Linked DNA regions of Mus musculus: regions 2, 3, 4 and 5 are each linked to region 1. A link is a contact called in ENCODE POLR2A ChIA-PET data. All regions are on one chromosome and are shown on one strand. The core of a region is the stretch at or near the end of the contact, and the rest is flanking DNA. Distances in the headings are between cores, read along the strand shown.

Region 1 (2,700 bases), core at 49-2,548:
TCCAGAGGTCCTGAGTTCAATTCCCAGCAACCACATGGTGGCTCCCAACCATCTGTAATGAGATCCGATGCCGTCTTCTGGTGTGTCTGAAGAGAGTGACACACATTAAATGTACTCACATTAAAAAATATAAAAATAAATCTTTAAAATAAAACTTTCAGCATGATAGTGCACACCTTTAATCCCAGCTCTCTGGAGGCAGAGGCAGGTGGATCTCTGTGAGTTCAAGGCCAGCCTAGTCTACAGAGTAAGTTATTCCAGGACAGCCACAGAGAAACCCTGTCATGAAAGACAAACACACACACACATTAGCACTTGCCCATAGACTCCTGAAAGTAGTTTTCTGGTGCTAGAGAGATCCATGTCTGTCATTATAAACTGCTGATCTTTTCTTCCTTGTGTCTTTTGCCAGTTCCTTCCCCAGCTCCTGTTTAACTTTTTGCTTCCTGTGCTGTCTATCTCTACTACCCCTACCAAGTCTGCTGGAAATGAAACTCAGGGGTTGCCATGCTTAGCAGTTAGTCCTTTTTTTCTTTGTTTTTTGAAACCCTGACTTACTATGTAGACCAGGCTGCTTAGGCCTTCAGAGTGCTGAAAATAATGCCAGCATTTGTCGTTGTTATTTGGTTGTTTGTTTTTCTTTTTTGAATCAGGTTTATCTCAAACTTGAGTTGTATAGTAGGGAATGACTTTGAACTTCAAGTCCTGCAGCTTCCATTTTGGTTTTTCGAGACAGGATGTCTCTGTGTAGCCCTGGCTGTCCTGGAACTCACTCTGTAGACCAGGCTGGCCTCGAACTCAGAAATCCACCTACTTCTGCCTCCCAAGTGCTGGGATTTAAGGCGTGCGCCATCACTGCCTGGCAGCTTCCATTTCTAAAGTGCTGGAATTGCATGCGTACATCAGTACACCTAATTTTTGTCTGTCGTTTCATTTTCTCTTTTGAGACAGGATCCTCATGAATTTGATTTCCGTTGTAACTGTGGATGACATCATAAGATCTGCCTTCCCCTCTAAAGGGCTTAGATTACAGGTGTGTGCACCTGACCAACTCTTAAGGCGGTGTTAGGGATTCACGCCTGCCTATTCTCAATCCTGCCTTGTAAGGCGGCTCCATGTTGCAGCTCCGCCCTTTTATTCAATGGCCCAGAGTCAGGGGAAGGGGGCAACGCTCGCGGGGCTGGTTCTAGCCAATACGCTGAAAGGGGCCGGGAGAGAGGCGGGGCTTCCACCAACCAATCACTACACGCGACCTCCTTGCCGCTCTATGTCGCTCCGCCCTGAGCTCGCTGGTCCCAGAAGGCGCCGGGTTTCCCAAGATGGCGGCCGACGTGTCCGTTACTCACCGGCCGCCGCTGAGCCCAGAGGCGGAGGCCGAAGCGGAAACTCCCGAGACCGTCGATCGCCGGGCGCCCGAACAAGAGTTGCCGCCGCTCGATCCGGAAGAGATCCGGAAACGCCTGGAACACACTGAGCGCCAGTTCCGTAACCGCCGCAAGATACTGATCCGAGGCCTCCCGGGGGACGTGACCAACCAGGTATGGGGGGTGGGGGTGAGAGCGTGGCGGGAAACACCACGGTGCGCGTGCGCGCGCACGCGGGCGGGGGGGTGGAAACCGGGCGGTACCAACGCTGCTGTGAGTGGGGGCTCTCCCCAGTGTCATATCCTCTCCCAGGGTCGTGAAACATTAAGAACGAAGTGGAAAGGGCATGGTTAGGAAAAAGAAAAAAAAGAAAACACTTTAAAGTGCTGGTCGACGTTGCTAGGGGCGACCATCGGACTTGGGAGAGGCCAAGTGGTTGAAGGTTGCAGGTAGTTGGAAGGGGCAGGCAGCTGTGGCCCTGCTGAAATATGTACGGGAGACTGTGAATAGATTGATTGAAATAGATTCCAACTGACCCATGCATATTCAGAGGGTTGTTTCCCTCCTCTGCCTTCGGGTGACAGGAGCTCAAATCTGGAAGTTTCAGAATTAAGAGCATGGCTTTTCTTATCAAGCATAATCGACACCTTTTAGAGGTAGACCCGGAAGTTGGAGCTGCATCCCTCAATGCCTACTAGAATTGATTTGGGAAAATGAAGTCTCCTTTCGACATGAACATGCCGCGGTGGGGGGCGGGGGTTGTATTCTGTGGCACTTCCCTGTGGCTAATCTTGTCTGCCGGGACTGCCCTTCTATTGGGAACCCATGTAGAGCAGGGTGTGCAATGCTCTTTGGACCCAAGAAAGTGGTATCTCTGTTGCCCTGCCCGGTGGTGGTGGGATAGGCCCTTTCTGATTGCTGCTAAATTGTCTGCTCACTGGCTCACCCTAGTACCCCCTGCTCTATAGGCACATGGCTAGTGAAGCTGCAGAGGTGTTGGGGAACACAATAAAGGACCAGACAAGGAATAGACACTTGTGTGCATGGTGTCCTGCATATCTGGAACTGCCAGCCCTATCTCCTTGGGCTCATACACAGGTCATTTGGTGCAAGGAAGCCAGGCAACTTGCCCTGGAAGCCAGCATTCAAAACAGCAGCCCTGTCAACATGAGGGAGTTTGGGTGGCCCCTGCACCCACACAGTGTAGGGTCAGATAAGTGAGTGGGGTCCCTGGTCAGGTAGCATGCCCCCTGTTGTCATGACAGCCCTGGCCAGGTACCCCTGGGTAGCATGCCCCCTGTTGTCATGATAGTTTGTGTGTTTCACTTCTTACAGC
Region 2 (2,700 bases), core at 144-2,643, 210 kb after region 1:
GCACGCCTCTAATACCAGCACTCAGGAGGCAGAGGCAGGCGGATTTCTGAGTTTGAGGCCAGCCTGGTCTACAAAGTGAGTTCCAGGACAGCCAGGGCTACACAGAGAAACCCTGTCTTGAAAAACCAAAGAAACAAAAAAGAAAGAAAGAAAAAAAAAGAAGCCAGGTCTGCTTTGGTATGCAAAACATGTGCATGCTCGCGTGTGTGTGTGCACACACACACACTGTCCCCTGTCCCAGGGTCTGAAGCCAAACAAAAAGGTCACTCCTCTGCTTCCTGCTTATGTGTAGCATGCAAGCTCTCAGCTACTGCTCCAGGATCATGTTTGTCTATCTGTCTGTCTGCTGCCATGCTCCCTGTCATAATGGTTATAGACTCACCCTCTGAAACTGTAACCAGGCCCCCAATTAAATGCTTTCTTGTATAAGTTGGTCATGGTGTCTCTTCACAGCAGAAGAACCATGACTAAGACAAGGATCTAAAGCAAAGAGCCTCGGACAGCTCCAAAACTTGCTGGGTAGCATATGGACAGAAACATCTTGTCTGACAAGAAAGCCAACATAGTAATGAGAGCATCTGCAGGCAGGAGCCAGGAGAAGACTAACGACTAATAAGTCAACATAAAACAACCCTCAGATAAAATCTTCCTCCGCAATGTTCCCTTTTGTGTCCTCTAACATTCCAAGCCCCCTGCCCCTCGTACAATCTCCATTTCTCTAGTAAAGGACTGCCTGCTCTGTTGAGCTGATGCTGGCTTTTATTTCCATGTTGCCTTCATCAGTTCCGATCTAACACCCACTCCCACTCCCTTTTAAGACAGGGGCTCACTGGCTGGCTTGGAACTCACAGAGCTCCAACTGCTGCTGCCTCCCAGGTACTGTGATTAAGTCTGTGCTACCACATCCTAAGGTTTTGTTTCTTCTGGCAATATTGGGTACCAAGGACTTTGTAAGTGTCCTACTACTGAGCTACACCCCCAGCCCCTCACTGGGGGATTCTAGGCAGGGGCTCACACCTCTACTGGCTGCTGGGGTTAAATGAGAAAGTTTTACCCCTTTAAGGGTGTCCCCAGCGCCAGGCATCAGGGTACTCACTGATACATCATCATTGTCATGGTTGTCTGAGTCTGGAGCCCACAAGTCTACCAGGGCCTAGGGCCTCCCATGCTCTGTGAGCCTGAGAGAAAGGAAGAGACTCGTAGGGCAGTGGCCTCTGTTATCATGCTCCGGAGGCCTGGGCAAGGGGATCTGGCTATTCTGCCCAGGGTTCTCACACTGGAAATACTAAATATTTACACTTGCTGTGCTCCCAGGCTCCATCCATGCTCTGGGGGATGGGTGGTTTCCAAGTCTTCTCTCGGCTTCTGTCTTTTCAGTCTCCTGCACCCAGATACTCACCCAGAAGGACTCCCGGTCCTTCGTCCTGGTCCTTCAGGCCTTCCTCAGATTTTGTGGAATTGCCGCAAACCTCACTGGAGCCAGCGTCTGGGCTGTGAGAGGTGAGAGTGGGTAGGAGTGGATGTAGGTAGATGCTGTTTGTAGAGTGCATCTGGTCTTGATTGTGTGTGTACGGGTGTGTATGTATGTTGTCTATGTATGTGCATGTATATGTATGTGCGTATGTATGTATGTGTATGTGTGTGTGTGTGTGTATACGTTGTGTGTGGGGGGGCACAGGGAGGCTCCCAGGTCTCTCATTTACTCCAAGCTTGCCAACGAAGGCGGCCACATGTGCCCAAGACTGCCCAGTGCTTGGGAGCTGACGCCTGATGAGCAGCCACTGTAGTTGATGTACCTTGCCTCTAGCTCAGAAGTTTCCACGGCTCTCTCACTTCCCTTCTATGCCACCCCACAGGCCTCTTTGCTATGTCTTCTTTTCAGCACATCTGAAATGAGATCCAATTCCAGGACCTTTGCACTTGTGGTTTCTTCTGAGCAGGTCCAAGTGTGTGCCCGAGTGCCTGGGAGTGGTGGCATAGGGCCCTGGGTGTGAATTCTGCAGGGCAGGAGTGGGGAGTCACGAATATTAACCTGGTATGGTGGCACACACAAGCCATCTAGGGATGAAGAGGCCCAGGCAGTAGCATCCTAACCTAGTTCGGTAACAGACTGGGCTACTAGTGACACCATGTCTCAAATTAGAAAAGAGGGGCCCAGCATGAGTGATGGATGTTCCATCCCCTGCACGCCCCGCCCCCCACGCAAAATGGAAGTTTTCTCTTTAAGTGGGGGCCACCGAAGGTTCTGAGGGGAGAGGTGACCAGGTCCAAGTGTCCGGAACCGAGGATGGAGAGGGATTTGGGGTGTAAAATGATTCTGGTTGTTGTATGAACTGTGGTAAACGGACAATCTGCGCTGCGAGCTGCAGCCCAGCTCTGTTGTGGAGTACAACCGTAGGAAGTGACGCCCAGGGATCAATACTTTAGCTCTCCTTGGCTACCTTGGAGCTTTGGGACCCGTCTAGGCTAAAACAGTAGTCTCTTTCCTCTTCACTGCAGGTGACGGCCATGGGGACCGCCAGGCTACGCAAGCTGCAACTGCTGCTTCTGCTGGGCGCTTGGAGGGCGCTCGGAGGTGCCGCGCGTTGCCGCGTCACCCTAGTTTTGTCCCCGCAGAAGGCAACTAGCGCCGTCTGCAGGAGCTCAGAAGCCACCCAAGACAGCGAACTGGCCACGCTGCGCATGCGCCTGGGTCGCCAC
Region 3 (2,700 bases), core at 86-2,585, 140 kb after region 1:
CAGCTGTCTTTCTGGTCCTCGGTCATTCTTTTATTCATCTGGTGCTAGGGATGACTCCCAAGGCTTCTGCTGTGAGGTTAATATTCTGCTGTTGAACTGTATATTCTAAATCCTTCCATACCATGTGGAAGGTAAATAGAAAATATCATTTCTCTGCGATCTGCTTTTTTTTTTTTTATTAAACCCAGATGGCAGAAGTGGTTCCTGGCCTTACCACTATACTACTTCATTGGTATATTGGTCCAGTTCACTTCTGAATTATCTTTTTAAGGAGGTGATTTCAGCTCTGATAGATGAAGCCACTGAGGAAGAGTCCAGATGGTGTGCTCATGGTCGTTTTAGAGGACAAGGGGGTGAAGATGGGGTTAGACGGGAGGCCTTTTGTTTAAGGGTTCATGTATTTCTTACCAAAATGGTAACAAAAGATGAGCAGAAGGGGAGGGGGATAGAGTTATGCCTATAGTTTCTCCTTCTGAAGATGTAAGTTCCAGAAATATGGATCATGGACATATAGTTAGACACTACAGAACCACACATTTCATCTTCCAGTGAAGATGGTAGTTACAGTGGGGCATACCCATAAATCCATCACTCAAGACCAGAGAGAGGCAGGAGGTCTGAACTTTAAGATCAACCATATTATCTATTGTATAGATAGTAAAGTCAAGCCTATCTTGGGTTAAAAAATTGTTGGTGCATTTAAGAGCAGTGTCCACAGCGGCCTTCCCCTGGAAGTGGAGTTACAGGGCTTCGAGTGGCTGGATGTGGGTGGGTGCTCTCCAGGGAGGAAGCTAGCCACTGCGCAGACAAGCCCACTTTTGTTTGTTTTGTTTTGAGACTGGCTTTCTCTGTGTGGCTCTGGCTGTCCTAGAACTCCACTGTATAGACTTGGCTGACCTCAAACTGAGATCTGCCTGCCTCTGCCTCCTTAGTGTAAGGGACTGCAGGCATGCGCCACCACCGCCTACCTTTTTCCTTTTTCAAGAAGATTTTGTTTTTAGACCAGGCTCAATACACAGAGATCCTCTGGCTTTTGCATTCTGAGTGCTGGAATCAAATGCATGCATGCCACAGCCTCTGCCAGACTCAAAAGATTTTTTTTTTTTTAAAGTTGTGTTTGTGCATGTGAGTGCAATGCCCATAGAGGCCAGAAGAGGCTGTAGGACCCCCTGGAAGTGGAATTACAGGGGCTTGGAGCGGCTGGATGCGGGTGCTGGCAAGCAAACCAGAGTCATCCTCTGCAAGAGCAGCACTACCTGCTCTCAAGTGCCGAGCCACCTCTTCAGGCAAGGGGGAGGTGGGTGGCGCCAGTCGCAGCACGGACGAGCCCACTATAGCCAGGAGGTGTGGGTGCCTCCGTTGCGCGCATGCGCACTCCCTTCGGGCATAGCATGGTCTTCCCCCACTCTCTTGCCCTGTGTGGTACATGCTGCTTCCGCTTGCGCCGCCCCCTCCCAATTGGTTTCCGCGCGCGCGAAAAAGCCGGGGTCTCGTTCAGAGCTGTTCTGTCGTCTGCAACCTGCAAGATGCCAGCGCGAACAGCTCCAGCCCGAGTGCCTGCGCTTGCCTCCCCGGCAGGCTCGCTCCCGGACCATGTCCGCAGGCGGTAGGTGCCACGCAGGGTGGGGGTGAGGGGCGGGACCGATGCCGAGGCATATATTGGGGGTATCTCCGGGTGGCCCTGCGGCCGCTGACAGCCAGGGCGCGCATGCGCGGGGCAGCGTTTGGCGCGGGCTGTGCTTCCTGTCGCGCGTGCCCTTAGCTGTTGGCGCCAAAATGGGTGGGGGCCGGGGTGCTGGCAAGCCCATTGACTGGGAGCTTGAGGGAGCAAGGGGATCAGCCCTCTGAAATAGAACAAGCTTGGGGACACCCTCAGGGGTTCCCCTCTTTGGTCAGCCAGGCTCCTGGGTGTGCAGGAAGTGCCCCTCTCCCGGCCTGTGGACACCCTGAAGCCCCCACTCCGCTCCAGCCTCCACTTCCGGTGCCCTGCAGATCCCGCCGCGCCCACCCGAGGGTCCCTCCGCCGGTTCCCCTGGCCCTGGTTCAGAAGGGCCCTCCTTCCCAGCCCCGCTGTCAAGTCCTAGGACCTTTTCTCTCTCATCCTGCCGGGCCGGGCCTGGGCAGCTTGAAGCCCTCGTGGGATTTTGTTTTGTTTTCATCCTAACGTAAAGGAGCTCCTGCGATCCTGGAGCTATCAAAGAGACTCTGCCTGGAAAGAGCTGGTGCTGCAGAATGGGCCCTCCACTTTGGCAGTGACATAACTCTGTCCCGAGATCCCAGAGCAATCGAGGAAACCTTTAACTCCATTCAAAGTGTTTATCAGGGGGAAGGAAAGATGAATGGTAGTGAGATGTCTCGGCCCCCGCCCTATTATTTTAGCCCCTGTAAACCAGTTCTTTCGGTCCTGGCGCCATCGAGGAAGCTTTTTACATTGTCCAGTGTTTATTTCGAGGAGTGAGGGATGGCAGGTAAAGTCCCCCATTTCAGTGCATATGAATCCCCCCTCTCCCCCCCCCCTCCCCAAGCAATCAAGGAAGACCTGGGTAATGGGCCCTCCACTAGTACCTTCCACGCCTCCATGAGGACGGCTGTGTGCAAGGATTGGCGGGAACACTGGATCCCGCTTCCTGTTCCAGAAGGGCATCGTCAATCCGTTCATTCCTGAAAGCTTGTCCCGCGCGTCATTGAGCATTAGTCATA
Region 4 (2,700 bases), core at 184-2,683, 190 kb after region 1:
GAGTAATGACTGAGTAAAGTTTAAGTTCCCAAGACCTCCCTGGAAACTGGCATCCTACTTGGCAGAAAGACATGTGCGTGGGTAACTGACAACCTGGTTGGCACATTGAGACATGAATGTTCAACAAGGAAAGTCTCTTGCCACCGTTGAATACCCAACCAATGGGAGCAGGATACGTGTAAGGCAAAACCATGTTCCCAGGTAAACCCCCCATTTCTGAATCCTGATTGGTGATGTGACTTGGCCCAGATGTTTGTGGATTTGAGGCTTAAAAACCCTGCAGGATCTTAAGTCAGGGTCACAGTTCAGGTCCTGAATCTGGACTGTGGCCCTGGTTAACCAGTCCTGACATGTATGCTCAATAAAGTGCCTCTCTCTGACTGAGACTGGGGCTCGTGTGGTCTGTGAGGGGACTCCTGGACCACAGCAGGAGGCTGGCTGCCAAGCCTGAAGGCCTGAGATCAATCCCAAGACCCACATAGTGGAAGGAGAGACTGTCTGCAAAGTGTCCCCTGACCTCCATGTGTGCTATGTATGCACAAGCATGCTGTCTTCAAATAATACAAACGCACAACAAGGTTGTAGGATAAACCCTAGCATGCTACACAGCAAAGGAGGCACAGGAGACCAGGTGGCCTCTTATTCAAAGAAAGGACGTCTTAGCACAGGACAAAAGGGTTTGGTCTGAGTCTGTTTCTTCTTCAACAAACCAGAATCCTGGTATCCTCTAAACGATGTGGGGCGAGGGCATTCTTGATACACGTGCTTTTCAGCCAAGCTTGTTGGCACACAATTATAGCCCCAGCTATTTGTGAATTCCTTGCGTTTAGGAGTTCAGGGGCAAGCCTGGGGAACAAAGCAAGACACCTTTAGTTTTGGAGACAGAGTCGCATGGAGCGCAGGCTAGTCTGGAATCCACGAGGTAGCTGAAAATGGCCTTTAACTCATAATTTTCCAGCTTCCACCTCCAGCACTGCGATTACTGATGGCTGAAAACTAATTCTCCGGGAAGAGGGAGAGAACGAATCAGTTCCGGGTGTGGCGATTTCATGTTCATATTCCCAGCACGGACGAGAGTAAGGTGGAAAGACAGCTATGAATTCAAGGCCACCCTGGGAATACTGCTCGTGAGCCTGTACTTTCAGCCTTTTGGAGTTGAGACAGGATTGTGAGGCTATCCTATCTATAGAGTGAGACACTCACGTCTAGCCCCATTACCCAAAGGGGGAAAAAAAAAGTTTAAAAAGTTCTTTGAAGCTTTTTTTTGGACCCCTTTTCCAGGTTGGATCTCAGCGCTTTGCGGTGCGCGAGAGCCGCGTGTCCACCTTTGTCCGCAGGGAGGCGCTGTGCTCACCGCGGTCTGGCCGCTCTAGGCTGCGGCCGCGGCACCGGAAGCCTCTTCTACTCCGGCTTCCTGTCTTTACCCGGGCTGGGAGCTGCGTGGAGTTAAGACTTCGAGATGCCGACTGGCGACTTTGAGTATGCGTGGGGTGGCGATGGGGTCGCCGGGGAGGCCGCGTGGGGGCTGCTCTGGGGTGCGTGGGGGTCTGGGCGGCGCGGGGGGCCGGGACCCGCTCACCAATCTCCTGTCCCCGCAGCTCGAAGCCCAGCTGGGCCGACCAGGTGGAGGAGGAGGGAGAGGACGGTGAGTGCCGAGCGTGGCCGCGCCCGCTGCCTGTTCCCGGGGCCCACGCTCCGGCTAGGGCCGCGCGTGGCCAGCCCCACCCTCGCCCTGCGCTGTGCCCCCGGTGCAACCCGCAAACACACAACACACACACACACACACTCTCTCTCTGACTTGAAAGTTCCCGTCCCGTGGCTCACTCTACCTTCCTCCCCGAATTCCCTCTGGCAGACAAATGTGTCACCAGCGAGCTCCTGAAAGGAATCCCTCTGCCCACCGGGGACACCAGTCCAGAGCCCGAGTTACTGCCCGGAGGTGAGCAGTGTCCATCCCTGCCTGCTTCCTCTTCCCTTCCGACTCTCAAGCCTACTTTCCAGCCAGTCCCCATTACCCGGGAATCAGTTTCTGTCATCTTCCTCCAGACCCGCTGCCACCTCCCAAGGAAGTCATCAATGGGAACATAAAGACAGTGACTGAGTACAAGATAGAGGAAGATGGGAAGAAATTCAAGGTGAGGTCGAAGTGGACACATAGGGCCAGTGCCTTTGTGTTCAGGGGTTCAGGTGGAGGGGTGTCAGTGGCTGAGACAGGGCCTGAGGCTCTGGAAGCACTCCTCTCTTATTCATCTTCAGATTGTCAGAACCTTCAGGATTGAGACCCGGAAGGCATCAAAGGCTGTGGCAAGGAGGAAGGTGAGATTCTACCTCATTTGGGGGGTAGGGTGTTCTCTGGGGCTGATCCTGAGGAGTTGGGAAGCCCCTTTTTGTTGATGTGGAGTAAACGTTTAGTGTTAGGCCTTGAAAGGTTAGGGCCCAGGAGTAGATGAAGTTAGATGCTTTATTTATTCATTTACTTTTGTTTTTTTATTGTTCTCCTTTTGTGTGCGGATGTGCGCAGCATCATCCCCCCCAGCACATGGCACAGCATACTTTTGGTTTGAGCTGGTCTCTCGGTATTAGGAACTAGACTAGGCTTGCTGGGCACTAACAGCCCCAGGGACCCTGCTGTCCCCACTTCCTGTCTGGCCTGCACCGGGAATGCAAGTTTGCCTCTGTGCACAGTGTTTGACTGTGGGT
Region 5 (2,700 bases), core at 141-2,640, 130 kb before region 1:
CACTCACATCTAACTTTGAACTCTTGAAAACACACACACACACACACATCCCAAGAGCAAATACATGGAGTTGCATGGAACTGGCTAGATTTTCTAGAAAATTATTGCTAGAGTGTGGCCCCTTGGAGACCAGCCATCAGCTATTCCGTGTGCTGGAATTTCATCCTTACATCTGGGCAGTCCCTGTCTACAGCTGGGGCGTCTCCCCAAATACCCTGGGGTTGCAAGGGCTGTGCAACTGTTAAGAGCTTTAGGCTGTTCTCACAGACTGGGGGTTGATTGCCGGCATCCACAGGGCGGCTCACAGATGTTTGTAACTCTAGTTCTAAGCATCTATCTCCCTCTTCTGATCTCTTCTGGTACTGCGTCTTGTGGTACACGTATATACATGCAGCCAAAATACCACAGGAGTAAAATAAAAATGTAAAAACTTGGGGCTGGAGACTTGGCTCAACTGGTTAAGAGCACTTGTTCTGCTTGCTAAAGTACCCAGGTTCAATGTGTAGCTCATACGGAGGTTCACCACTTCCTTAAACACCAGACACATATGTGGTGCACAGATGTAGAAGCAGGCAAAACACTCATGCACACACAAAAAATAGATAAAACAAACCTAAAAAAAAAACTTAAAAATATATATGCATGCTGAGTGCATTGGATTCTCTCTGTGGCTATTTTAGAAGAAATATCAGCCCAATTCTGTAAGCAGTGTCACATGAGGTATGTCACATGGGACATGCTAAGTTCCCTTATCAGCTAATTTGCCCTCCTTCCTGTGAGCTCCTGGCCTCTAAATCACTATTCTGCAAGAAGAGGGTGAGCTTGAAACCCTAGTTATCTGCCTTCCCTCCAGAGTGCTGGGGTGGGGCAGATCGCAGTGCTCCGGACAGAGCCCAGGGCTTTGAGCAGAAACAACAGTTGTTGTTCTACAGTTAGGGTCCAGCGGCCGTGACTGATTAGGCTTCCTTTAAGGAAGTGGAAAGCGACCTGAGATCATTCAGGATAAATATCACAGGGTTGGGTGGTGGTGTGTGTCTGTCATCCCGACAGTTAGGAGGTGGAAGCGGGAGGAGCCAATTAGGAGTGAAAGGCCAAGCTCAGTGACATAAGAGTTCATGGCCAGCCTGTGCTACATGAAACTCTGTCTCAAAAATAAAAGGATAAACTAGGTACTACCCTAAGGTAGGATTGACGCGAGGGCCAGGATACTCTAAGAAAAAGGACCTTAGGATCCTGTTCAAATCAAATTGAAAGCAAGGTCATTAGGAGGACTACAGGCAGTAGAACCCAGCCTGCAGATCAGAAGTCGAGCGGCCGCAACCCTCATTGGCTATTTTCTTCAGAACTGACAGCGACCTTAGCCAATAATAGCTTGGAATAGCCTCCCGCCCTAGCTCCGCCTCTCGGATGGTCTGCACCTGCGCCGCTTCCTGATGTACATGTAGTTCCGCAGGAGCCCAGAAGGGGGCGCGAGAGGGCTTGTGCTCCCAGTTCTGGCTCCTTACCTGACTTGGGACAAATACCTATTTGACTGGTAATACAGATTGTTGGTAGTAATGTAGTAAAACACACTATGTCCAGCGTGTAGTCTGCACAGGAATAGTGCTATTGTATTTGTCAGCAAGGGAAACTGAGTAGATACATTAACTAGTTTAGATTTAAGCTTTGGATAAGCCTGTGTGGTGGAATAAGCCTTTAGGAAGTTTAACAGGAGACTCATGATGAGTTCAAGGGTATCGTCGTACATATAAGCTCCCGAATGGCCGGAGCTACGTGTGACTCTATTATTTAAGCCTTTTTGATACAGGGTCTTTCTACATAGATAAGGCTGGCTTTGAACTTACAATCTACCTGCCTCTGTCTTCCTAGTGTTGGGACTAAAGGTGTGTGCTGCCACACCTGGGAGAGATCTTGCTTAATCAACCCCCACAGGAAACTCCATCTGACTTACTGGGTATCTGTCTGTCTCTCTTGTTAGTCTGTCAGAGAGATGGTGATGCTGTTCTGAGCCCTGGCTGCTCTTCCAGAGGATTCAGCAACCACGTGGTGACTTTAAATCATCTGCAACTCTAGTTCCAGAGAATCTGAGCGCCCCTTCTGGCCTTCTTGGGCACTGCACTTACAGATACCCATTACACACACACACACACACACACACACACACACACACACACACACACATAAAAATAGAAATAAAAATTTTTTATTGTTGTTTTTTTCGAGACAGGGTTTCTCTGTATAGCCCTGGCTGTCCTGGAACTCACTCTGTAGACCAGGCTGGCCTCGAACTCAGAAATCCACCTGCCTCTGCCTCCCAAGTGCTGGGATTAAAGGCATGCACCACCACGCCCGGCATAAATGTTTTAAAAATAAAATCAACCCCAAATTAAAATCTCAGTAGGCATTTTATAAGGTTTAATGTATATGAGTACACTGTCTCTGTCTTCAGACACACCAGAAGAAGGCATCAGATCCCATGACAGATGGTTGTGAGCCACCATGTGGTTGCTGGGAATTGAACTCAGGACCTCTGGAAGAGCAGTCAGTGCTCTTAACCACTGAGCCATCTCTCCAGCCCTATAAATAAATCTTTATTTAAAAATAAATAAATAAATAAATAATTATATTTGTCACCTCAAATATTCATTCTTTGTAGGAAGAACATTAGGATTTATTTTTGGTGTGGTGGTGCACGTCTTT

What was found. ChIA-PET counts read pairs that join two places held with the same protein, here RNA polymerase II (POLR2A).
Region 2: POLR2A ChIA-PET joins it to region 1 with 36 read pairs in embryonic stem cell. The contact joins the promoter of Angptl6 here to the promoter of Raver1 in region 1. POLR2A ChIA-PET finds 5 or more read pairs at or near these places in 4 of 5 experiments (Patski and embryonic stem cell).
Region 3: POLR2A ChIA-PET joins it to region 1 with 28 read pairs in embryonic stem cell. The contact joins the promoter of Dnmt1 here to the promoter of Raver1 in region 1. POLR2A ChIA-PET finds 5 or more read pairs at or near these places in 4 of 5 experiments (Patski and embryonic stem cell).
Region 4: POLR2A ChIA-PET joins it to region 1 with 20 read pairs in embryonic stem cell. The contact joins the promoter of Eif3g here to the promoter of Raver1 in region 1. POLR2A ChIA-PET finds 5 or more read pairs at or near these places in 4 of 5 experiments (Patski and embryonic stem cell).
Region 5: POLR2A ChIA-PET joins it to region 1 with 15 read pairs in embryonic stem cell. The contact joins the enhancer-like site here to the promoter of Raver1 in region 1. POLR2A ChIA-PET finds 5 or more read pairs at or near these places in 3 of 5 experiments (Patski and embryonic stem cell).

Annotation. Positions count from the first base shown.
Region 1 is chr9:21,090,597-21,093,296 of GRCm38, reverse strand. It overlaps Raver1 (ribonucleoprotein, PTB-binding 1), which reads left to right and starts at 1,298. Exons shown (of 13, transcript NM_027911.4): 1 at 1,298-1,538. The coding sequence starts at 1,320. Gm38431 (predicted gene, 38431) reads left to right here and starts at 1,289. Exons shown (of 17, transcript NR_038081.2): 1 at 1,289-1,538.
Region 2 is chr9:20,878,403-20,881,102 of GRCm38, reverse strand. It overlaps Angptl6 (angiopoietin-like 6), which reads left to right and starts at 1,393. Exons shown (of 6, transcript NM_145154.2): 1 at 1,393-1,500; 2 at 2,500-2,700. The coding sequence starts at 2,509.
Region 3 is chr9:20,951,614-20,954,313 of GRCm38, reverse strand. Dnmt1 (DNA methyltransferase (cytosine-5) 1) reads left to right here and starts at 1,335. Exons shown (of 39, transcript NM_001199431.1): 1 at 1,335-1,606. The coding sequence starts at 1,527.
Region 4 is chr9:20,897,323-20,900,022 of GRCm38, reverse strand. Eif3g (eukaryotic translation initiation factor 3, subunit G) reads left to right here and starts at 1,433. Exons shown (of 11, transcript NM_016876.3): 1 at 1,433-1,479; 2 at 1,599-1,645; 3 at 1,856-1,939; 4 at 2,047-2,135; 5 at 2,257-2,316. The coding sequence starts at 1,460.
Region 5 is chr9:21,219,366-21,222,065 of GRCm38, reverse strand. No RefSeq gene overlaps it. Among named protein-coding and RNA genes, the nearest start is that of Keap1, 19 kb to the left of the region's middle. Within about 2 kb of position 1,390, at least 1 of the 3 ENCODE cell types and tissues checked has a DNase peak (open chromatin) inside an H3K27ac peak, as active enhancers do.